Linked DNA regions of Mus musculus: regions 2 and 3 are each linked to region 1. Evidence: chromatin loops called from intact Hi-C (ENCODE). Cell type or tissue: heart. All regions are shown on one strand.

Region 1 (8,000 bases):
AAACGGAATTTCATCATACCTGCAGTCACAAGGGGGTATGGCAGCTTACACCTGTCACTTTAGCGCCTGGGACAGCCTGGGCTACATACTGAGAGTTTGTCTCAAACAAAACAAAAACAAACAAACCAGGGGCTGGCAAGGCAGCTCAGTGGGTATAAAGGCGCTTGCTGTCAAGCATGAAGACCTGCGTTCAATCCCCAGGACCTATCTGGTGGCCCGTGAGAACCTTTTTCCACAGGCTGTGGTCCTGTTCCCATATGCACGCCCCCCCCCACCCACCCCCCACCCTGCTGCACTAAATACAGTTTGTTTGGTTTTTTTGTTTGTTTGTATGTTTGTTTTCTAGACAGGGTTTCTCTGTGTAACTTTGGCTGTCGTGTAACTCCTTCTGTAGACCAGGCTTGGCCTCAAACTCAAAGAGATGCCCCTGCCTCTGCCTCCAATCACCACTCTGCCTAAGTAATTTTTTTTTTTTTTTTGTTAAAACGAAAATGAAAACCAACAAAAGAAGCCATAGACCTTTGAAAGGTGGAAGTTTCCCACGGAGAAACACATCCGGAAACCCTCGAGGGCTTTTGGAAACTGCAGGGCCACCTCCAGGGCTTCTGATCTGGCGGCTGGAGCTGAGCCTGGAGGATTTGCTCGGTTAACAAGTTCAGGGAGGTGGCGCTGAAGCAACTCCACTCGGAGGAAAAAAAAAAAAAAAACTTGTCAATCATCCTCTGATTGGTTCCGAGTTAGGTCTGTGAGGGCGGTACAGGTACGGGCTCTTTGGAGTGGCGTCTAGGAGAGGAGGTAGCCTGTGACCCTGAGTGGAGCTGACTCTCTGGGTGAAGCTGGCCCCGGGGGTCGGGGGTCGCATCCTCTGGCTCACTTGATGCGCTGGTTTGAATCCATGGTCCCCAGTTGGTGGCTACTTGGGAGGATTAGGTGGTGTGGCCTTCCTGGAGGAAGTGTGGCCCTGGGGGCTGCCTTTGAGGTTTCTAATGGCTATTACCAGTTAGCATTCTTCATCCTGTTTTAGGTTCAAAATGTGAACTCTGGGCTGCTGCTGGCCCTGCCTGCTGCCTGCCACCTCCACTGCACCGTCATCGACTCTGGAACCTCAAGCCCCAAATCGACTGTTTTTTGGTTTTTGTTTTTGAGACAGGGTTTCTCTGTATAGCCCTGGCTGTCCTGGAACTCATTTTGTAGACCAGGCTGGCCTCGAACTCAGAAATCTGCCTGCCTCTGCCTCCCAAGTGCTGGGATTAAAGGTGTGTGCCACTACTGCCTGGCACCTGAGGAAACTCTTACTGAGTTCAAGATCTTCTGACGGAGATGCCAGAGAGTGAGGTGGTAAGTCAAAGCTATGGGGAGGCTGAGGCAGGGGGATTTCGAGGGCCTCACAGTGAAACCTTACAAGGAAGAGGAGGAAGAAAAAGAGGAGGAGGAGGAGGAAATAAGAAAAAAGAAAAGAAAAAGCCAATTAATTTATTATAGGGGACAGCATTGTGAATTCTTTTGGTTTAGAAACAGGGTCTCATGCATCCCAGGCGTCAGGATGACCCTCAGTAAATGCTGATGTTCCTCCCCCCACCTCCTGAATGCCGGGTTTATAGGCCCTGCCCAGTGTATAGCCCTATGGAGGTTGGACCCTGGGCTCTGCACATTCCAGGCAGGCCATGGACTACATACATCCTCAGCCTGACAATGGAGAATTCTGATTCAGATTAAAAACCTCTCACTATTCAGACCTTGAACTGTTTTTCAGTTGTTTCAAGAGCTTCCCCGCTTCCTTTGTTTTACTCCCCCCCCCCTTTTGAGCCAAAGTCTTGTTTATATAGCCCTTGTTTATATAGGCTGCCTTGCTCCAACTTGAGCTTCCAACTTGCAATCCTCCTGCCTCAGCTTTCTGAGTAGCTGAAATTATAGGAATCCACCATTGTACCTGGCTTAATATATAAAAAATAATATTTACATTATATATGCATATAATATAAAATATATAATTTATAGTAATATAGTAGAATATAATATATGCAAATGAGTGAGCTCAGACCCTTGGCAGGCAGGTGGAAGCCCCACAGGTCTCCTGGGATCTAGAGCCTGTCTACCCACAAAGATAGTAGGGTAAAAGGGTAGTGGAAACATTGTGTGGGACCCCCCCAGTGCCATTTCTGAAAGAAATTAGGCCGGATTTGGAATACCACCCTGACCTTGGGTTTTCTCTTACACACAGCTAGGCGCAATACCTGATGATACTAAATTACTGTAGCTTTCTGAGCTGACTTGGGCTGCACTCGCAGGCCCCTTGTCTGCTCCTGGAGGAGCAGACAAGCTCTCTCAGAACTTTTTTTTTTTGAGGGGTGGGGGAGAGGGAGGTAAGGACATTAAGCCCCTCCCCTCGCTGGCTCTACCCCTTTCAGGTCTACAAGAGGAATTAGGATTTAATAAACAGCTGTGGAGAGGCGGGCACAAACATCCGGCCTGGGAAGGGGAGGGCGACTCAGCCCGGGATGGGTCAAGTCCCTGAAGCACGGAGAAGCTTTGTCAGAGTAAGGGACCATACATAGGCTCAACCCTGGTGGCGAGTGGGGGAGGAGGCTTATCCGCCGGTACCTGTGTCCCAGCTCCTGTAGGCACTGGATGGAGCTGGGAGGTTTCCTACAGTGGGCAGTCTGATGCCAGGCTTCCACGCGGTACCGCTCTGGAAGTTTCTGCCTTCTTCTAGGTAAGATTCAGGATTGCAAGTGGTAATTCTGCAATAATTTCCATGTATTAGACACACCGTCCTTCCCGGACAGATAAGGAAACAGGCTCAGGGGAGCCACGGGATCTGCAAAGCCTGATATTGTCTGCCCAGTTCGGGGCTCTTCCAGCCAATGGTGCCTTCAACAGGTCCCTGAGCCCTAGTTCAGTGTGTGTTTATGCGCATGCGTGCGTCCGTGTGTTCCAGGCTCAGGAAAAGGCCAGAGGTTGGTGGAGGGTGTCTTCTATCATGCTCTCCACTAGTTTCTGAGACAGGGTCCCTTACTGACCCTGGAGCTCACTCTTTCTAATAGATTGCTGGCCAGTGAGCCCGGAGATCCTTCCGGTCTCCGCCTGCTCTGTGGTTACAGATACGCAAAGCCACACCCAGGTGTCCTCATGAGTGCCAGGGATCCCAGCTCGGGCCCTCACGCTTGCATAGCAATCCCTTTATCCAGCGAGTGTTGCCAGCCCTCGTTTCACTGTTTGGCCAACTTTGATTGGCATCTCAGTATCATAGATGTCCCCGAGCTCTTGGCTTGTGAGAACCAGATTGTCTCCTAACAGCACCTGCGGAGCAGGGAAAGCAGGTGAGATCCTGGCAAGGCTGCCTGAAGTGTTTTGCTCAGACAAGAGATTCTCTGCCATTTGGACGGAGCGGGGAGTCTCAACCAGGAATAAAGTGGGTGGATCTGAACAAAATTTCCCCTGACTGGAGAATTCTTAGGCAGGAATGGCAGGAAGCTGTGGCGCGTGGAGGTCGAGCGCCCTCTACTGCTAAAGAAGAAGATTGCATCCACGCGGAAGGACACCGAACCTGCTCAGCCCACGCTGTTTTTCCTGCTCCGAGTTTGTCTGCGTCCAGGTCAGAGCTGCATACAGTTGTCCCGCTCTCCCTGCGTTCACGTCTCATTGGATTGAATACACACCTTCGAGAAAAATCTGAGAAAGAAGGTGGTGGAAGGAGATAGCTGGATTTCGCAAGTTGTCCTTTGCCCTCCACACGTTCACCCCACAATATACAATTAATAGGAAATGTTTTTCAGGGCTGGTGAGATGGCTCGGTGGGTAAGCACTGACTGCCTTTCCAAAGGTCCTCATCCCAGCAACCACATGGTGGCTCACAACCATCCGTAATGAGCTTTGACGCCCTCTTCTGGTGCCTTTGAAGACAGCTATAGTGTTCTTACATATAATAAATAAATCTTTGGGGCAGAGCAAGCAGAGGTCCTGAGTTCAATTTCCAGCAACCACATGGTGGCTCACAACCATCTGTACAGCTACAGTGTATTCATATACATAAAATAAATCTTAAAAAAAGAAAGAGAGAAAGAAAGGAATGTTTTTCAAGGGCCAGGCACACCTCAGTTCTCTTTCCTGTTGGATGTGTTCGTTCCTGGATCTGCACCCGGTTGTGAGAGCGGGTGAGAACCCTGCTGCAGAGATGCGCTCAGAACTCGGGCTCAGAAAATTGTGCGTGGATGAGCGCCAGGAACGAGCTTTGGGCACAGATCCAAAGGAGCAGTGAGTTAAAGGCAAGGCAACTCTGGGATGGCTGACCCAGCATCCCTCTTGCTTGGTCACAAAAAATAATTTAAGAAATATGTCGCCAGGCAGTGGTGGCGCAGGCCTCTAATCCCAGCGTTTGGGATTAAACCTGCACAGCTGTTTTTTTTAACATTTACTATGTCTGTGGAGACCCTGGAAAGGTGAAGTTCCCGAACCATGGATCCTAGAAGGATCTTAGAGAGATCTAGCCGGTAACACAGACACACCTGTCTGGATGCCTTGCAAAAAACAACAAAACAAAATAACAACAAGAAAACAAACAAACAAACCAAAAAACCACAGTCGTGCCCTGCCCCCCTTCAGTCTGGTCAAGGAAGCAACTTTTATTCCTTATTTACACGCTATAACTTCCTCCTGAGACCAGCTTTATGGCCCTTTTGATACAGAGTGAACTGGCAAACTGCATGCAAATATGGTCACAGAGCTGGAAATGAAGGTGGTAGATTCTAATCTAATGCCAGGATCAGAGCTGCTGTGTCCAGTCTATGGGCACAATGGTACTTAGCTAGGACATCCTTACAGGTGTTAAGGAAAACAAGACAAGACAAACAAAGCAGGCCGTGTCTCTGCTCCCAGCACTCAGATGCAGAGGCAGGACGTCCTGGTCTACAGAGTGAGTTCCAGGCCAGCCAGATAGCTAGACCCTAACCCTAACCTGTCCTAACACAACAAAATAAAATGCATAAAATAGGGCTGCAGAAGTGGTCACCCAATAGTTTTTATCTAGTTTGTACAAAGCCCTTAGAGACTATATAAATATTCCCGGCACACAGTGAGGGGGGGGGCGGGGTGAGGAGCACAATGTTATCCTTGATACACAGTGTTATCCTTGATACATATCCTGGGCTACATCAGGCTACCTTGTCTCAAAGAGTAGGGGGAGGGAGAATAACTGAAGCTTTTTTTTTCTTTCTTTCAATTGTATTTTCGTACAGTAATTGTTAGGTGTTAAGCCTCTTGGGTTTTTTTGTTTGTTTGTTTGTTTGTTTGGTTTTTGTTTTTTTTTTTTGCTTATAAGGGTTTAAAAACCCCAAGATGTATATACATGTGGCAGTGCACACCTTTAATCCCAGCACTCGGGAGTCAGAAGCAGGAAGATTTCTGAATTGGAGGCCAGCCTGATCTACAGAGTGAGTTCCAGGACAGCCAGGGCTATACAGAGAAACTCTCTCTCAAAACAAAACAAAACAAAACAAAAACCAAAATTAGCACACTGAGCGCCAATATGAATAGTGATTATATATCAAGTGAAAAAAATGAGAACGTTGGTGCTACAGATACAGCATAGTGGTTAAGCCCTCTTCTTTTAAATTAATTAATTTATTTATATGAGTACACTGCAGCTGTACAGATGGTTGTGAGCCACCATGTGGTTGCTGGGGCTTGAACTCAGGACCTTCAGAAGAAGAGTCAGTGCTCTTAACCACTGAGCTATCTCTCCAGCCTGGTTAAGCCTTCCTACCAAAGACCTGAGTTCAATTACCAGCACATAAGTCAGGTGGTTCACACTTGGCTATAACACCAGCTTCAAGGGACCAGACCCTTGAAAACAGCAACAGGGGGCTTACCTTAGGCCCAAGGCCAGTCTCATTATGGTGAGTTCCAGACCAGATAGGAGTATATAGTGAGACCCTGTGTGGTGGTTTGAACAAGACACATCCCTCTTAGGCTTTGGAACACTTGGCCCCCTATTGGTGACATCATTTGGGGGAGGTTTGGGTGGTACAGTCTTGCTGCAGGTCAGACTTTGAGATTAAAAAAAGCCACCACCACTCACTGCCCGAGGTTGAGCCCTTAGGCTCCTGCTCCAGCCACTAGGCAGCTGCCAAAGCATGAAGCCACAAAAGAAAAGCATACAGTCTCCTCCCTGGTAATAGCATGGATCAAGAAACAATGCCAGACCCTGGGAAGAGGGCACCAGGCTCTCAAAGGCAGCTGCCCACCCTAGACCCCAGCTCTGAAGGACTCTGATCCTCACTGAACACCCCAACCCCCGCCCCGTGCCTCTCTTTTTCTCCTCTGCAGAATGGAGCTATAACAGAACTCAGAAGTGTTATGAAAACCCAGTGCATGACAGAAGCTCTAGAGGCTGGAAAATCCAGGAGGGCCAGGAAAGCCCAGCAGCTAGCCACGACGCCTTCTCACTGAGCCGTGGAGGAAGGCAGCAGGGCAGGAGAGGGCCATGCTCCATTTCCCAGCAACTTCACTCCGGATAGTCCGCCCCGGAAATGAAGACATGAAGCTCTCAATGAGGCTGCAGACCAGAGGCACTGCTGCACTGGTGTGTGTGGTTTTCCAAACTATGAAGAAAATATTCAAATCACAGAGTAGATTGGACTTCACTACCACACACAACACACACACAAATACACACTCACACCTTACATGCACACAGCACACACACACCGTATACACATAAGCATACCCCGTATACACCACATACACATAAGCACACTCCACAATGCACACACACAATTTATATATAGTATGTACACACACACACACACACACACACACATAGACGCGCTATACATACCCCACATCTGCACAGAACACACCATAAAAAAAAACCCACACAAAACATGGTTAGTTGTAATGAGATTGATTTAATAAATATTTATTGAGCATCTTACATTTAGGTGTTCTATAGCATATTCCCAGGCTCTGACTACATCAGTGAATGAATCAGAGAAGAGCCTACCCTCCTGTGGCTCACATTCCAGAAAACGAGCAGCCAGTTAGCATTGCCTGGTTAGTTATTCTACTTGTCCCTGTGATTGACACCTGTCAGAGCAGACCCTAGGGAGAGAAGGGTTTATTTTGGTTCATCGTTGGGGGTGGGGGTTACCCATCACAGTGAAGAAGGCAGGGACATGAGGCAGCGGTCACATCGTAGAAAACAGAACCAAAATTAAACAGTGAGAAAGGAATGAGAAAAGATTTTTTTTTGTCTTTATTGACTTTACTGTCTGTTTGGAGACAAGGTCCCACCTCTAGCCCAAGCTAGCCTCAAGTTAACTATGTGGCTGAAATTTGCCTTAAACTCCTGATCCTCCTCCTTCCATCTGATTACAAAGTTTTTAAATTAAAATAATGTCCGGCATGGTGGCACATGCCTATGATACTATCAACTGAGAGTCTGAGGCAGGAGTCTGAATTTGAGACCAACCTCAAGTACTTAGTGAAATCTTGTCATTGAAAACAAAAACTTGCCGGGCAGTGGTGTCGCACGCCTTTAATCCCAGTGCTTGGGAGGCAGAGGTAGGCAGATTTCTGAGTTCGAGGCCAGCCTGGTCTACAAAGTGAGTTGCAGGACAGCCAGGGCTATACAGAGAAACCCTGTCTCAAAAAAACAAAAACAAAAACAAACAAAAACAGATGGCTCAGTGGTTAAAAGCACTGACTGCTCTTCCAATGCTCCTGAGTTCAATTCCCAGCAACCACATGGTGGCTCACAACCATCTGTAATGGGATCTGACACCCTCTTCTGGTGTGTCTGAAGATAGCTACAGTGTACTTATATATAAAATAAATAAACCTTTAAAAAAATTAGTTACACTAGAGATCTATCTCAAACAAATAAATAACAGTGACTCCTATGTTTAATCCCAGCTCTCCAGAAGTAGAGGCAGACAGATCTCTGTGAGTTTAGGGCCAGTCAGGTCTACATAGCAAGTTCCAGGACAGCCAGAGTTCATAGT
Region 2 (8,000 bases), 260 kb before region 1:
ACACCAGAATAAAGTATTGACACTCAACTTGAGCCGCCTTCCCGACAAGCATATTCATTTGTAGCCCTTAAGTTCCTTCATCCAGTGGGACAGCACTGCTCTGCTGCAGGTTTTTCTCCTGGGAAGAGGCTGTGCCTGTTGATTCCCCTTCTTACCAAGAGAGGTTTGGCCCTTTCACAGCCCCTTTTTCTTAAAGGCCTCCGAAAGGGTGTTTGCATGCCTGTCTGTTGGCCCCTGCAACTGGAGTCACTCTACATTTGATTGTGAGCCTCCGTGTAGGAGCTGGAAGCTGAGCCCAACTTGTTTAAGTGCCCGTTGTTTAAAGGCGACAGAGTCAGTTGTAAACCATCTGACAGGCAGGAGGCAGAGAGAGCTACCCGGGACACTTTCAACAAGGCTGCACCTCCCAATCCTTCCAGCTGGGACCACAGCCTTTAGCTATATGGGAGCTTCTTATTCACAGCAGCCCGCCTCCCAAGGCCAGGAGTACACTCATGCCTCACTGGGGCCTGCTGAAAGGCACCTGAGCCATGGTAAACTGGAGATCCCCTGCTATTTGCAGTCCTAGGACACAGTGCTGAGCTAGATTATGTAAGTATAGCTGGGGGTTATTCACCAGTGTTTCTGCTTGAACCCACCTCACCTGTAACACTCTGTGGAACCTTGGCTGGCCTCAAACTCTAGAGATATGCCGGTCTGTCTACCTGGTGTTAAGATTGCAGAGGTATGCCACCAAGCCCAGATTTACATGTGTTCTTATATTAAGGGTCTAGGAACATTTAAAACTCATCTCGAACCACACGGGGAGCACATTCAAGGCAAGTGCACATTTTATGGTTTAGGAATGTTTATTCCACCCCTGAGCTAAGCAGTTACATCCGAAATGTCTGCACAGAGCCTTCACAACCATGGATGCAAGGTAAGGCAGCAAGCCCTCCACTTCAAGCTGGTCACCTGAGTGCTGGTTATCAGTCATTTCCATTGGAGAACTGTGGGATGCTGCTGTCACCTCCTGTAATGTCCTGTTCCCACAAGTGGGCCTGGAAACGGTCACTCCATTGCTTCTGCAACCTCCTCACCAGCACTGTCTGAAAGCTCTTCAACGGGCTCTCTGTCCAGCAGACAGCTTCTTGAGACAGACTTCTTGATGGCTTCCCGCTCTCCTACAGCAAAGGAAGATGTCCTAGGGCATCGTCCTCCCCGCTGAGCCTCAGTCCCTGCTTACGCTGGCCTGGCATTGCTTACCTTCGTCAGTGCAATTCTGCAACAAGATCAGCAGCTGTCTCCTGTTGTACTGGATCAGGAACTTCTGACAGGTTCTGATGGTACCTGGCACATGAAAGAGCTTTTGTGGACAATGGCTTGTGAAACGGTTACCGTCTTCCAGGGGGTGGGTGGTGGGAGGAACATCTTGTTCTCAGTGGATAGAAGCAAGACCCACCCACCTGGCAACTGCTCTGAACAACAGCCACCATCCACACCACCCGTACCTCCCACGTGTAATGTGTTGAAGAAGCACGGGTAACGGTGGCCTTTGTTCTCCAAATAGGTGATGAAAGGAAGAGCTGACCACACGAGCTGGTAGAAATCCTTCCGGCATCGCAGTAGCACGACTCCAGTGTAGGCATTGAGGTATCGGACTACAGGAGGAAGGGGAAATTGGGAAAGAAATTAAAATTCACAGAATTATACAGAAAAACCCTATCGTAGGCAAACGTCACATGGGAGGATGTGCTGGCATGGACCACCCCAGCCGGGATAGGGGTCCCTGGGATGTGGGTTCTCGAGGTCAGGTGGCTAAGGATTCGGTGGTGATAAACAAACAGAGGCAGTCTGAATCTGCGTGTATTTTGCAGCTCTCCGTCAAGGGTTTTTATACTTAGAGAAATAGGTGTTACAGCTCAGCTCGGAAAAGTTGTGTTCAGTGAAACAGCAAAATAGGACAGACATAACAACCACCTGGTACATCAAATACAAAATCATCCAAGTCACAACTTCAAAGAAAGGTGTTCTCAGTAAAACATACGAAAGTCATCTGAGGCTGGGGCAAATTCCCAAAAACATGCCAATGAATTTTTATGATCAGTTCCCTGTTCTGTAGCTCTTTAAACTGTTTTAATTTTTCCTATATAATACTTTCTTAAACAAGATACCAAAACCTATTTCTGATGACGCAGGTGCAGCCATATAAAATATTGTTGGGAAAGTTTATATTTATTAATACTATCTTACACATGATTTATAAAGAGAAGTGCTGTCTTTCCTGGAGATGAGGTCATGTTTAGTGACTCCATCTCAAGGGATGGTTTTGTAGTCATAATACTCGCTTAAGATCTTGACCTAGGCTATCAGGAACACCTCATATACAGGAAAAGGAATAGAAAACATAAAACTGATAAGTAGCCAAAAGATCTACGACTCAATAATTTTTCTCCTGTGAAGAGTTCCACAGCCTGTTCCAGGAGGTCTCCCCTTTTTGAGATCAAACGCCTCAGCCTGTGGAATTTGTCACACAGATCCTTACTAGAGGTGGTGTGGCAATGCACCACACTAAAGATTTGTAATCGTGTGCTGTTTTGCTTGCATGTATTTACACATTTGTGCCTGGTGTTGTCCTCTGGAACTGGAGTTTCAGACTATTTCAGATAGGAATCTTTCCTCTCCCAAAGACCGCTGAGCCCTCTCTCCATCTCCACCTAACATTCTTGAAAGTGGCTTTTTTGTTTTGTTTTTGTCTGCTTTTAGACAGTCCAGTTAGGACTTCCTGGCTGGCCTGGAACCTGCCTTTGCTCCCTGGGGACTGCTAGGATAAAAGCATGGGCCGCAGCACCCAGCTTGAAAGGAAACGTTAAGGGAAACCTTCCGCCCTCAAGAAGTCGCTGACCACTCAGGTCAATGAATGGAGAGAGAGCCCAGCTCCACCGTAATTAACATTAACGCTGCAGGGGGAAAAAAAATCCTTGCCGGGGAAACGCCTGTTTTCCTGTAGAGCTCAGCGAAAGCAAGAAAACTTTGTGGTTTTATGTATGTTTGATTCTGCATAGTTCAAGTGTGCTTGCGGAATTAGGAGCTAAACTAAGAAGCGACATTCTGAGAAAAACAAAGCTTCCATCCTGCGTTTCCATATGAGAATTACTGTCTAGTCTGTTCGAGCTCGCAGCCGGGTTTAAACTTTGAGGGATACATTTGACATTTTAAAACGTGCTAACGTGACCTGTCAAATCATGGCTCTTAGGAATTCTACATGGCTACTTTCATTTAGCCTAGTGAATTCAACACCCATCTTCCACTAAAACGGGCAGTAAACGGAATCCCCCAACTCAACCCACCCCGGCACACACACCGGGGGCTGGGTATTGAACTTTTTGCCTTGTCCCACTGCGCGATCGGCACCTTCTGTTCAGTTTTCGACCCGCCGCACTCCGATTTTCTAGAACCCTCCACTATCGTACAAAACGCGACACACTGGCCGGGCCTCGCCCTGGCAAAGCGCGCCCCGCACTGCATCCGCAGCGCCCTCGTACCTGCAAAGCCCACGGAGCAGGCGGCGGCGCCGAAGGCCCCGTGCACCCGGGCGATCGTGTCGCGGACCAGCCCGCCCAGCACGCGGTCGTCCAGGCTCAAACGGCAGCGCGCGTCCTCGGACACCAGCTCGCACAGAAGGTACCTGCGGCGACAGCGGGGTGAGCGCGGCCCGGGTCGCGGGGACGGCGCGGGGACAGCGCTGCTTACCTGTGCTTGAACCGCACCATGGCGTCCGCGCCGGATGCGGGAGGAAGGCGGCACTAGGCTCGGACAGGCAGCGTGCCCTGTCAATCTCCACGCTCCGCCTCCCGCGGCGGGCGTAAGAGCGCATGCGTTCGCCTCCGGCCGGCGCTGGGGATTTTCCACACAAGTTCTGTGCGCTCAGAGTCCCCCAAGTGAACGTTTAAGGTCAGCCCTGCACTTAAAGTCCGAGAGTGTCGCACGATCTGGGACCTAAAAGTCAGAGCACAGGTTTTCCCATACAGCCAAATACGCGAATTCTTTGAGGGGATTTCGACAGTTTTGTGGAGGGGAGTTCTTTTCAAGTGGTTTCCAAAAACAATATAGTATCCTCCCTCCCTCTCTTCCTGGTTTCTTTTTTTCCTCAAGCTAACCCCAGACTGACTGTGTAGCCAAGACGACCCCGAACTTCTGATCCCCTGCCTTTTCCTACGAAGCGCTGGCATTACCAACGCGTCCCACCACACCCAGCCCTCTGTTTTCTGTTAAGAATAGAGGATTATGTTTTAAAATGAAGAACAGAGGGTTAAGGTTTTTAATGCGTTTTTCTAGCCCATTCCCTTGAATACCTTTGTGTGATTAATAAATGATAAATTATTATTGTTGTTGTTGGGTTTTTGATACAGCGTTTCTTTCTGTAGCCCGGGCTGTCCTGGAACTCACTCTGTAGACCAGGCTGGCCTTGAACTCAGAAATCCGCCTGCTTCTGCCTCCCGAGTGCTGGGATTAAAGGCCTGCGCCACCACTGCCCAGCATTTAAAAAACAAACAAACAAAAAAAAAAAAAAAAAAAAAAAACAGGGTCCCACTCTATCTACCTAAGGCTAGCTTGGAGCCCAAAGCAATCCTGCCTCAGCCTCCTAAGGACTAGGACTACAGGGGTGTGCTACACTTCATTTATCTTGCATGTTAAGTGCATATTCTTTTTTAAAATTTATTATTATATCTAAGTACACTATAGCTTTCTTCAGACACACCAGAAGAGAACATCAGATCTCATTACAGATGGTTGTGAGCCACCACGTGGGATTTGAACCCAGGACCTTCAGAAGAGCCTTCACTCCAGCCCCTAAGTCCATATTTTTTTAAAGATTTATTTATTATTATATGTAAGTGTAGCTGTCTTCAGACAATCCAGAAGATGGAGTCAGATCTCATTACGGATGGTTGTGAGCCACCATGTGGTTGCTGGGATTTGAACTCCGGACCTTCAGAAGAGCAGTCAGGTGCTCCTACCTACTGAGCCATCTCACCAGCCCTAAGTGCATATTCTTAATGGTGTGACTCAGTGAGGTGGATTTGTGTGACTGCCACCCTATTAAGATGTAGATAAGGTTCAGTGCTCCCCAAATTCCCAGGCCCTTGCCAAAACCTTTAGTGGGAAGGAGCCATCATCCCCATTTCTGGAGAGATAGGTTTTGCCAGGCCTTGGCCTGGACATATATGTTTTAAGCATGCAACATGCCTGTAAGTCCGCTGCTTGACTCTATTTTCCTGTCGCCGGTGCTGCTACAGACATTCCTCACGTGCTCGGTATTGCATGTTTTAAGTGCACCACTAAGTCGGTCAGCATTGCCTTAATACACATTGTCTACAGATTTTCTTGTTATCCTGGGTTTCTTGGTGCCTGGCTTTGTAGCAGGGTCATTTTTGAAAATTAGATTTATTTATTTGTTGTAGAAATGTGGAGGTGCGTATTTGCCACGGCCGGAGGTGGCGATCAGAGGACGACTTTGGGAAGTTGGTTCTCAGGACCTCCGTTATGTGTACAGCTGTCATGGCCTCGCCTGGCCAGGTGTGGTAACGTAAAGCAAGACTTATATTTCACAGCTGACTATTTACAAGATCCGAAATCAGTTTTCAGTCTTCTCTTAGCCACAGCTTTAGGGGACCACAGATGTCCCTTCGCAGACTGCCATTCACTATTGCAATCAAGAGGCAATCATCGTCCACAGCCAGCGGCCGGTAGGGGGTGCCAGAGGCCCACTGTGTAGCTCGCCACACTCCCCACTCTCTAAAAATAGCACCAGTGCCTTTATCCTAACCCTGAGACCATTTTATAGATGCGGTCCGGGCCCAGGCCCAGAATTTAACCTTGAAAGCATTGGTCTCCAAACTCCCTGCTCGGATCCACTCCGATGCTCACTGCCCACCTGCTGTAACGTAGCCACAGGCGTGGGTTCGGATCCCCGGTCTTCGTCCTCCGGCCCGGTGCTGTCAGGGACCACACCGCGTCTCCAAAGCAGAGCTTCCCCTTCTAGTTCCGATTATTAAGAATTATTAGGATGGAGGTGTAGGTGGGATTGCACCGGCACGGGAGGGCGGGTGCCTAATAAACAAACAACGGCGAGCGGCTGTCACCCAGAGGAAGCACCCTGATCCGGGCCAGCCGGGAAGTGCGGGCCAGACGCCTCCCGGTGGGCCGGCGGCGGCGACGTGTCGTCGCAGCCTCTCCCGGTGGTAATTAGCCCCCGCCCTCGGCTCCGCCAGCCGCTAATTACACGTCTCCTAATGAGGCCGGCGGCTGTTTGCAATCACCCGGGTCCCCGCCGCGCGGGGGCGGGAGTCGTGGGCCGGCGTCAGGCGGAGGAAGGGGCTGAGGCTTAGAGAGGCGGACCTACGCAGGCATGACTCACGCGGGGATGGAGCCTAATCCCCGCTGAGCCCAAACCTGTGCGTCGTCGAGCCCATTCATCACCCACCGCCCTCATCCTGTATCCTGGGGTGGTTTCGCTTACTATTTATTACCGTGGTTATGGAAAGACTGGGCCTAGCCCAGGTCAGATGGTCAGGTGTGCGTGGGCCGGATCAGGGTGAGTGGGCGTTTGGGGGTCCCCCCCCACACTTTGGGTTTGTCGGCCCCCACTGCTACGTTGCTGGCCCAAAAGGTTAGCTCCGGCTACGCCTTCCAAAAACCTACTTTGAAACAACTAACGAAACCGTTATCAGACTAAAAGTTTAGATAACTGTCTAAGAAGAGGTTGGGATAGTTGCTAAAATGATCAATCAGGGGTCAGGTGAGACGATGGGGAAGGGAGCTTGCGGTCAAGCCCTGATCAAGATCTGAGTTGGATCTCAGGGACTGGCATAGGAAGCCCTAGAAAGGTGTTCTCCGACCTCCGTATGTGTACACGTGCCTCCTCCTAAATAAATTTAATTACATGGGAGCGGCAGGAGGCAGGAGGTGTGTGTGGCATTATGTAGATCCTGTTATCCTTAAAACTCATGGAAGGTCCACCCATCTCTGCCTCCTGGGGGGCTGGGATGAAAGGCATGAACTACTAGGCCCAGTTTTAGGGTGCTTTTATTTTGAGGTCCTGGGGAATATGTTGTGGGTGCTTAGGCAAGGGTTCTGCTGCCAAGATACACCCCCAGCCCTGATGCTTTCTCAGGCACATTGGCATCGCGGGAGTCTCTTTTAAAGAGTCTAGATGCTGCAGCCACACAGGATGCTGGCCCAGGACACTTGAACCTGCGTGGCTGTTTTCCCAGCAGCCACTGTGTGCCTTGTGTGCCTCTAAGTCTATCCTTAAGCAGCCACTACCCTGTGCGCCTCTAAGTCTATCCTTAAGCCTAGTTACTTGTTTCTTTTTCCCTTTGGATTGTTTGTTTGTTTTTATTTTTTTAAGTCATTAAAATAATTTGTATAGTTAAATGCCTCTTAAATATACATGATGTCTTGTTTTTAAAAAATTTTTTAAATCTTTGCTTCCTTCTCGCTCCGGCTCAAAGATTTATTTATTTATTATATGTAAGTACACTGTAGCTGTCTTCAGATACACCTGAAGAGGCATCAGATCGAATTACAGATGGTTGTGAGCCACCATGTGGTTGCTGGGATTTGAACTCAGGACCTCTGGAAGAACAGTCAGTGCTCTTGACCGCTGAGCCATCGCTCCAGCCCTTGTTTTTTAATTTTTTTAAACAATTTTTATTTACATTAGTGTTCCTTCTCCATGTGTGTCTGAGTGAGTGTCAGGTCCCCTAGAACTGGAATTGCACAGTTGTGAGCCGCTGGGGTTTAACCCTCGTCCTCTGGAAGCGCAGCCAATGGTCTTAAGCGCTGAGCCATTTCTCCAGCCCCGCTGTTGTTTAAAAGAAAAGAAGAAATGGGTATGGAGACAATTTAAGTCAAATTGTAGTTTCTATTTGCCTGGCCAGGGTTCTAGGGAACCACTGTGTGGGAGAATGCTAAAGAACATTTCCTCCTGAACCTAAGATGGAGCCCTGAATCTT
Region 3 (8,000 bases), 190 kb before region 1:
TGTTCCTCTGTAAGTGAATGGATTAACAAAACAAAACACACACACACACATAAACAAAAACTCAACCAAATAAACAAAAACCCATAAAACTGTGATATACCCAGGGGACTGTGCTGGAAATATCAGGCTGTGAGGCCACCCACTAGGGAGGAGCTGCGGGGGGGTGTCTGCATGGGTCAGACTTGCAGACCAGAAGCCCCCAGAGCTTCCTTACAGAGATGGAGTGTGGAGGTGGGGACAGCGCAGCCTCGAAGCAAGGGTGATGAGGAGGGGCCCGGCCCCAATGTCCTTTGCTGGCTCTGACTGCCACTCTCTACACCCGTTTCTGTCCCCTCCCAGAGTTTGTCCGGATGATGTCTCGCTGAGGCCCCCGAGGGGCTCCTCCAGGTCTGCCAACTCCCACAGGCGGGGAGAAGAGCTGAGCTCGCCTCACCCCCGCAGTAGCTGCCGAAAGCCCAGGATGTACTGGCGGATGGGGCCTGCCTGCACCCTGGGGAGGTGCCCACCCCGGACCCCCCCACCCCTCCGCACTGTGAAAGACTCACAACTCTTGCAACTGGAAAAAGGGGGCGCCCGCCGGCGAGGAGGCCACAGTGCCAAGCCGGTAGAGGACATGCAAGGCACCAAGTGCCATGTGCCCAGCCGCTGCTGGCTGGCTGGGTGGGCCAGGGAGCCGGCCAGCAGACCCCACACAGCATGTGTGCCCCAGGGCAGAGCCTCTCAGCGCCTTCCTGATGCCCGTCCCAGCTCGCCTAGCCCTTTGATCTCAGAACCAATAAAAAAAAAACCGAGAATGACAGAGAGGGTGGTCCTTGCTTTGTGCCCGATATTCACCTTTTCCCAGAATCTCCTGCACTCCCAGAACTGGGTGGGTTTTCTTACATGCCACATACATTGACTGAGTGCTCTTTATCCAGAGACTTCCGCTCTAGTATATTACATAGGCTGGAAATGTGGCATCTTTGTGGGTATGGGTGGGTGGGTTTTCGAGATAAGGGTTCTCTGCATTGCCCTGGCTGTCCTGGATTTTGCTCTGCAGACCAGGCTGATTTCAAACTCAGAGATCCACCTGCCTCTGCCTCCTGGGTGCTGTGATCAAAGGCCCACCACCCTGGAAACGTGGCCTCTTCTAAGAAGACTGCTGTGGCAATTAAGCTGGGCGGCTCTTCCAGTAAGATCCAGTTCTTTGTTTCTTGGCTAAGTCTCTAGCTGGCCTCTCACCAACCCATGAATAACGAATAACTTCACTATTATTATGATTATTATTATTGCTACTATTATTATTTATGAGGACAGGCATTTTGCCTGTGTGTATGACTCTGCACTGTGTACATTCCTGGTGCTCATGGGACCAGAAGAGGCCCTGGGTCCCATGTTACTGGAGTTACCAGATAATTTATAAGCTGCCATGTGGGTGCTAGGAATTGAACCTACGTCCTCTGGAAGAGCAGCCAGTGCTCTTAGCCTATGAGCCATCTCTCCAGCTTTGACCTTAATCCTCTGATTCTTCACACACAGGCCCCTATCTCAGGAGGGCTGGTGTTACACGAGTGCAAAATGGCACCTGGTTATGCGGTGGAGTGGATCAAGCAAGCGTTCTGCCATAGATCGCCCTTATTTCCTTCTAACAGAGGGCAGGAAAGACAAGGTGGTCTGAGGAGGAGGTGTGTACTGGGGAAGGAAGCACCTAGCAGGGGCCATATCTCCTCCTGAGTGCCAGGAGACTCCAGGCTGGTCAGGGAGACAGACATGCTGGAAACACATTCAGAGCTGATTACAGAGCGTGACCCTGCATGGAGGGAAGCAGACCGGAAGCAGACCGGAAGCAGACCCTGCACAGACAGGAAGCAGGGCATGAAGAGGCCTAGCCAGCCCCAGAGAGGTGAGAGGAAGTGGTGTCAAGGGCTTTGCCCTGGAGGAAACCTCACTGTGTGTGATGATCCAAGACAGGCAGCCGCTCTGTTGGCAGTTAGGCCTTGGGTTTGTTTACTGTGTGACTCTGGGTAGTCGTGTGCCAGTGTGTGCCCTCTTGGAACCTGTTTCCTGTGTTTAATGAGGCGAGTCTACAATGGGGGACCATTGGCTTCTGTCATTTGCAGAGTGCCCTGACTTTTGCGACCTGGCAAAAGAGAGCCACTGTAATCAGTGGGTTTAGTGTCCACAACTGATGGGTTGAAGGATCTTAGAGATGTTTGGGAGTTGTTTGGGATCTTGGACAGGCTTGGAGCATACTTGGGTGGACAGGGGATTAGTTAGAGTCCTGCAAGTCTTTATTTCCCTCCTACAGCATGTTAAAGACTCACGGCAAGGGTTTTTTTAGTTACATGTGTTTATTTATCTCGTGTGCATGTCTGTGGGTGTGTGCAGGAAGGCCAGAGGATGGCGTTTGAGAGTCAGCTCTCTTACTACCATGTGGTTCCTGGCCCTCAGGTTGTTAGGATTGGCAGCAAGAGCCTTCACCCAATGAGCCAGCTCACCAGCCTACCTGAGGACTCACTCAGTCACCCATTTGGAATCCACCCCTGATTCTGATGCCATCCTAGGGGTTAGGACTGTCATTTTCCGTCCTTAACCAAATCTCAGAAGATTCCAATGCTAACCGTGGGCCACGAACTCCACGGTAAGTTCCAGCCAGGTAGATACAGGTGTGCTTCCAGGCACCTGAGGCAGGAGGGAGGGCTAAAGGAGAGAGTGGGGAGAGGGAGGGAGAGGGCACTCTGTGCCCCAGGTGTCACAGTTGAGGGAGGACACTTAGACCTGGCAGGAAACGTGGCAAGGCCAGTGGGCCCCCAGCCAAACACGCCTGGGTAATCTCCACGTCCCAGAGGCCAGCAGGGCTGGAAGCTCCAAATTCTAATAATCCAATTCTGACACTAAGCCCTTGGCTCTGTGCCTCACTCGGGCCTACAGTTCTCCTGTACTGGCTTAACTCTGCCCAGGGACTCCAGATCAGTGCATTTCAGAAATGTAATGGCTTTGTGAGGCGATTTGAAGAGAAAGGGCCTCTGTAGACAGCTCCCTGAGCAGGCAGGGGGAGCCCTCCAGAAACCGGCCAAGGAGAGAGCAGAGCACACAGTGAGCTAGGACAGCTCCATGCCTAGTGTGTGGCCTCTTAAAATCATAAACACAGCAGCTGTGACAAAGGGACTAGAGAAAACAGTCCGGTCCTGCTGAAAGGACTTTTGAGTACTTAGGCAAGAAGCCAGGGAGTAGGTCTCTTCTCTGAAGCCTGGGGCCCCTCCCTTGCATCTTAGCTATGCCCTTGCCACTTAGCTCCACTTTTACATCTTAGCTCTGTCCTTTCACTTTAGCCCTGCCCTTGCATCTTAGCTCCGCCTTTGCAATGTAGCTTCTCCTTGGATCTTCTCTCCTCCTTTGCATTTTGGCTCCTCCCTTGCGTTTTAGCTCCGCCCTTGTACTTTAGCCCCTCCCTTGCACTTTAAGCCCTTCCCTTGCATCTTAGCTCCGCCCTTGCATTTTGGCTCCTCCCACCCACCTGGATATTTTAAGGATCAGAATTCCATGACTTCTAGAACCAAGATGCATTTTCCTAGGCAAGGGCTCCTTTTGCTACCCAGGGCACTCCTCTAATACCCCTTCTGGGACAGCTCCAAGTGTCACCTTAGAGCTGGGCCTAGTGGCACACGCTTATAATTCCAGCACTCAGGAAATGGAGAAGGGAGGGAGGGTTGTGAATTGGAGGGCAGCCTAAACTACATAATCACACACACACACACACCACCACCACCACCACCACCACCACCACCACCACCACCACCACCACCACAGGTTAAAAATATAACTAAAACAAAGATGTAGGAGCTGGAGAGATGGCTTGCTTAGTAATTAAGAGTCGGTACTGTCCTTCTAAAAGACCTGAGTTCAAATTCCAAAAACGGCTCGCAACTGCCTGTAACTGCAGCTCCGCGAGATCTGGTGCCCCCTGCTGGCCTCCACAGACACTGAATTCATGAGCACAAACCAACACGGAGACACATACACAAAGCTGAAGAAGAAAAAAACAAACAAACAAACAAACAACAAAACTGAAAACTCTTAGGAAAAGTCCGTAGGTTATGTGGGCAACTGTTGTCGTTTTCTGCGGGGATCTTGAGGTTTCATGAATTCTGTGATGGGAGCGGCAAGTTCTGAAGCTTATCCCGTGGGTACTGGGGGAAGATGTATACAGGACGCCCTTGGGATTGTGCCTGTAAGTACACCCGGTGGCCCCTGTCACAGTGTTCACTATTAATGCTGTACCTCCTGTTATGTTTGCCTTCTCCGGAGAGTCTTCTTGCCTCAGTGTGATTTCCTGTTGCAGGAAAAAGGATGGGAAAGGGCTAGAGAGATGGCTCAGTGGTTAAGAGCATCGACTGCTCTTCCAGAGGTCCTGAGTTAAATCCCCAGCAACCACATGGTGGCTCACAACCATCTGTAATGGGATCTTATGCTCTCTTCTGGTGTGTCTAAAGAGAGCAATAGTGTACTCATATAAATAAAATAAATAACCTTTTTTTAAAAAAAGGATGGAAAGACAGTCATGAAATTCACTTTGAAAGGTTTCTTCTTCTTCTTCTTCTTCTTCTTCTTCTTCTTCTTCTTCTTCTTCTTCTTCTTCTTCTTCTCCTCCTCCTCCTCCTCCTCCTCCTCCTCCTCCTCCTCCTCCTCCTCCTCCTTCTCCTTCTTCAAGATTTATTTTATTTATATGAGTACACTGTAGCTGTCTTCAGACACATCAGAAAAGCACGTTGGATCCCATTACAGATGATTGTGAGTCACCATGTGGTTGCTGGGAATTGAACTCGGGACCTTTGGAAGATCAGTCAGTGCTCTTAACCGCCAAGTCACCTCTCCAGCCCCCAAGATTTATTATCCTTTTAAAAAGATTTTATTTGGGCTGGAGAGATGGCTCAGTGTTTAAGAGTGCCGACTGCTTTTCTGAAGGTTGTGAGTTCAAATCCCAGCAACCACATGATGGCTCATCCATAATGAGATCTGATGCTCTCTTCTGGGGTATCTGAAGACAGCTACAGTGTACTTACATATAATAAATAAATAAGGGCTGGTGAGATGGCTCAGTGAGTAAGAGCACCCGACTGCTCTTCCGAAGGTCAGGAGTTCAAATCCCAGCAACCACATGGTGGCTCACAACCATCCATAACAAGATCTGGCTCCCTCTTCTGGAGTGTCTGAAGACAGCTACAGTGTACTTACATATAATAAATAAATGAATCTTTAAAAAAAATAAATATTTTTTTAAAAAGATTTTATTTTATGCGTATGAATCTTTGCCTGCCCGTGTGCATATATGAGTAGCACGTGCATGCTTGGCACTGTCAGAGGCCAGAAGATGGTGTTGGATCCCCTGGGACTGAAAATAGAGGGTTGTGGATGCTGGGAAGCAAACCCAAAGACCTTGCAAGAGTAGGTCTTAACCACCCTCTGCAGCCCCGACTTTTAAATTTTAAAAATTATAGCCGGGCAGTTGTGGCGCACGCCTTTAATCCCAGCACTTGGGAGGTAGAGGCAGGTGAATTTCTGAGTTCGAGGCCAGCCTGGTCTACAGAGTGATTTCCAGGACAGCCAGGGCTATACAGAGAAACCCTGTCTCGAAACACCCCCTCCCCCCAAAAATTATATGTATGTGTGTACATGCACGCATGCGTGGGGGTGTGGGTGGGTGTCTGGGCATGTTGTGAGTGCTGTGCCCACAGGGGCCAGAAGAGGGCATCAGATCCCCTGGAGCTGGAGTTAAACAGTGGGTTGGGAGTTGTCTGGGAGTTGTCTGTCCTGGGTGCTGAGGACCAAAACTCCCTGCAAGAGCCTCGAGAACTTTTCACCACTGACCCATCTCTCCAGCCCCAGTGGGATTAACACCCGCACAGGAACCTCCCGTTGGCAGTGACGAACTCATCTTCACTCAAATCTGGGCTCTGGCTCAAATGTCTGGAAATAGTTCAGACCTCAGGGTCCTGCAAGGTACCTGGCAGGTTCAGATTGCACACGCGCGCTGTCCCCGCACTCCTTGCGGAGGTGTCTGTCACCTGATCCTGCTTCCGGCCCACTATCGCTTGTAGAATGAGGACCGGGTTCTGAGTTTGGGTTGGAATAGAAAATGCTCCCCACAGGATATACAACACTTGGTCCTGCCTGCTGGCAGCCCTTCTTCTGGAAGTGATGGGAATTGGGGGCGGGGCAATAGAAAGTAGTTCAGGGCGGGGGGCGGGGCGGGGGGGGCGCATAGTCCATTCTGTATTCTTTTTCCCTGCTTCCTGCTTCCACCACAGGGTGAGGAAGCTTGTCAACACACCACGTTCCCTAGACTATGATGGTGTCCCAAAATTTGTGGGGCTAAGCAACCATGGCTAACCCCCATCACCACGAGCCAGACTATATTATACCTTTTCTACTTGGCGTTACTCCATCTGGCATTTTGGTCACAGCTATGCCAGGAGAACTAATAGGCCTTCCTTTAGCCTCATTCGTGATTATTAGCCATACCCAGTTTATGGGTGGGCAGTTACAAGGAACTAGCTCCTTTAGGGGCTGGACAGATGACTCCACAGTTAAGAGCACTTACTGCTCTTGTACAGGCCCTGGGTACAGGGCCAGGGCTTGGGTTATCTGGCACCCACATAAGGGCTCATAACCGTCTGTAACCCCGGTTGCAGGGGATCCAACACCCTCTTCTGACTTCTGAAGGCACCAGGCAAACATGATGTACCTACAGTTATGCATACAGATAGAAGGAAGGAAGGAAGGAAGGAAGGAAGGAAGGAAGGAAGGGCCATTAGGGAGGCAGAGGCAGGCAGATCTCTGTGAGTTCAAAGCCAGCCAAGGCTTTATAGTGATACCCTCAAAAAGAAAAAAAGAAAAGAAAAGAAAAGAAAAGAAAAGAAAAGAAAAGAAAGAGCGAGCCCGTGCATGGTGCTTAGAGAGTGTGGCTCAAAACCTTTACACATACAGTTCTCTCTGCCTGAGATTTTCTTTGAGCTAGGCTTAAAGGTCTCCCTCTTGTCTTAGAAGGACTGAAGCCCACACCACAGCTTTAAGCTCTCCTAACGGGAGTGTCCTGTGGTACAGGGACAGGTGACAGCAAACTCCTCTGATCTCAGCATATAGGAGGCTGTGAGACAGGAGGTCACAGGTTCCAGGCCAGCCTGGGCTACAGGCAAGACCCTGCCCCCAAGTACAAAAAAAAAAAAAAAAAAAGCAAGCAAGCTTGCCCTCTGTGCTGGGTGCACAGACCCAGCTAGGTAGGTTGAGGTGTTTTCTTCACACTCACAAAGCCCTGGGTTCTATCCCCAGCACTCTGGAAACTGACAGTGGTGGAGTGTGTCTGCAGTTCCAGCACTCCAGAGGTGAAAGGCAGGAGTTCAAAGTCACCCTCAACTGCAGAACAAGTTGAGCTCAGCCTGGGATACATGGGACCCTTTCTTTTTTTCTTTCTTTCTTTCTTTCTTTCTTTCTTTTTTTTTTTTTTTTTTTTGTTGTTGTTGTTGTTTTTCGAGACAGGGTTTCTCTGTGTAGTCCTGGCTGTCCTGGAACTCACTCTGTAGACCAGGCTGGCCTCGAACTCAGAAATTCATCTGCCTCTGCCTCCCAAGTGCTGGAATTAGGATCCTTTCTTTAAAAAAAAAAAAAAAAAAAAAAATCCAATGCATTCTTATCAGTTAACACAGTTAAAATCGGTTATCAGAAGTCTGTGGTGAGCTTAGAGATAATTAACTTCTCAGAAGAGGAAAACCAGGCATGGTGGGAAGCCACTTGCCCAAGTTCCCATCCCTAGTCACACTGGCCTATCAGCCTCTTCTGTGAGTTCTATCCTCTGCAGGGCAGCAGAGGCCGGCCAGCCCAGCCTCCTTTCTGCTGCTGCTGAAGACCCAGGTAGTTTCCCACTGACTGGAAGCTGAGGTGCCATGGGCAGGTCCTCAGCCTCTCTGGGTGGCTCTGATCCCTCTGGCTCGAAGAGAACCTAGGTGAAGAAACTTGGCTTTGGG

The links. A loop is a pair of places that touch in the nucleus more often than their neighbours do. Peaks named below come from ENCODE experiments on the same cell type or tissue, not always from the same donor. Only the 100,000 strongest peaks of a DNase experiment are listed, where the experiment ranks them.
Region 2: a loop joins it to region 1, with 10 times the contacts of the local background. A loop is called at or near these places in 23 of 42 quality-filtered maps.
Region 3: a loop joins it to region 1, with 2.4 times the contacts of the local background. A loop is called at or near these places in 6 of 42 quality-filtered maps.

What each region holds. Positions count from the first base shown.
Region 1 is chr5:114,974,901-114,982,900 of GRCm38, reverse strand. It overlaps Hnf1aos1 (a long non-coding RNA gene), which reads right to left. Exons shown (of 6, transcript XR_878697.3): 2 at 3,548-3,672; 3 at 2,602-2,741; 4 at 520-683. Among named protein-coding and RNA genes, the nearest start is that of Hnf1a, 7.8 kb to the right of the region's middle. In heart, CTCF peaks have their summits at 3,324 and 3,525 (motif pointing left); DNase peaks (open chromatin) are centred at 3,120, 3,140 and 3,440; H3K4me3 peaks cover 1,763 bases; H3K27ac peaks cover 1,663 bases.
Region 2 is chr5:115,233,802-115,241,801 of GRCm38, reverse strand. It overlaps Pop5 (processing of precursor 5, ribonuclease P/MRP family (S. cerevisiae)), which reads right to left and starts at 5,951. Exons shown (of 6, transcript NM_026398.4): 1 at 5,918-5,951; 2 at 3,733-3,978; 3 at 3,525-3,667; 4 at 1,491-1,640; 5 at 1,246-1,329; 6 at 830-1,163. The coding sequence starts at 3,752. The coding sequence ends at 1,051. Rnf10 (ring finger protein 10) reads left to right here. Exons shown (of 17, transcript NM_016698.2): 17 at 1-32. In heart, a CTCF peak has its summit at 3,848; DNase peaks (open chromatin) are centred at 2,814, 3,811, 5,781 and 6,291; H3K4me3 peaks cover 3,327 bases; H3K27ac peaks cover 2,042 bases; H3K27me3 peaks cover 276 bases.
Region 3 is chr5:115,161,488-115,169,487 of GRCm38, reverse strand. Cabp1 (calcium binding protein 1) reads left to right here. Exons shown (of 6, transcript NM_001310712.1): 6 at 340-797. The coding sequence ends at 365. It overlaps Gm35465 (a long non-coding RNA gene), which reads right to left. Exons shown (of 2, transcript XR_387598.3): 2 at 4,033-4,312. Among named protein-coding and RNA genes, the nearest start is that of Gm35465, 6.0 kb to the right of the region's middle. In heart, CTCF peaks have their summits at 3,033, 3,946 (motif pointing left) and 5,711 (motif pointing right); DNase peaks (open chromatin) are centred at 2,817, 5,817 and 7,917; H3K4me3 peaks cover 1,082 bases; H3K27ac peaks cover 2,510 bases.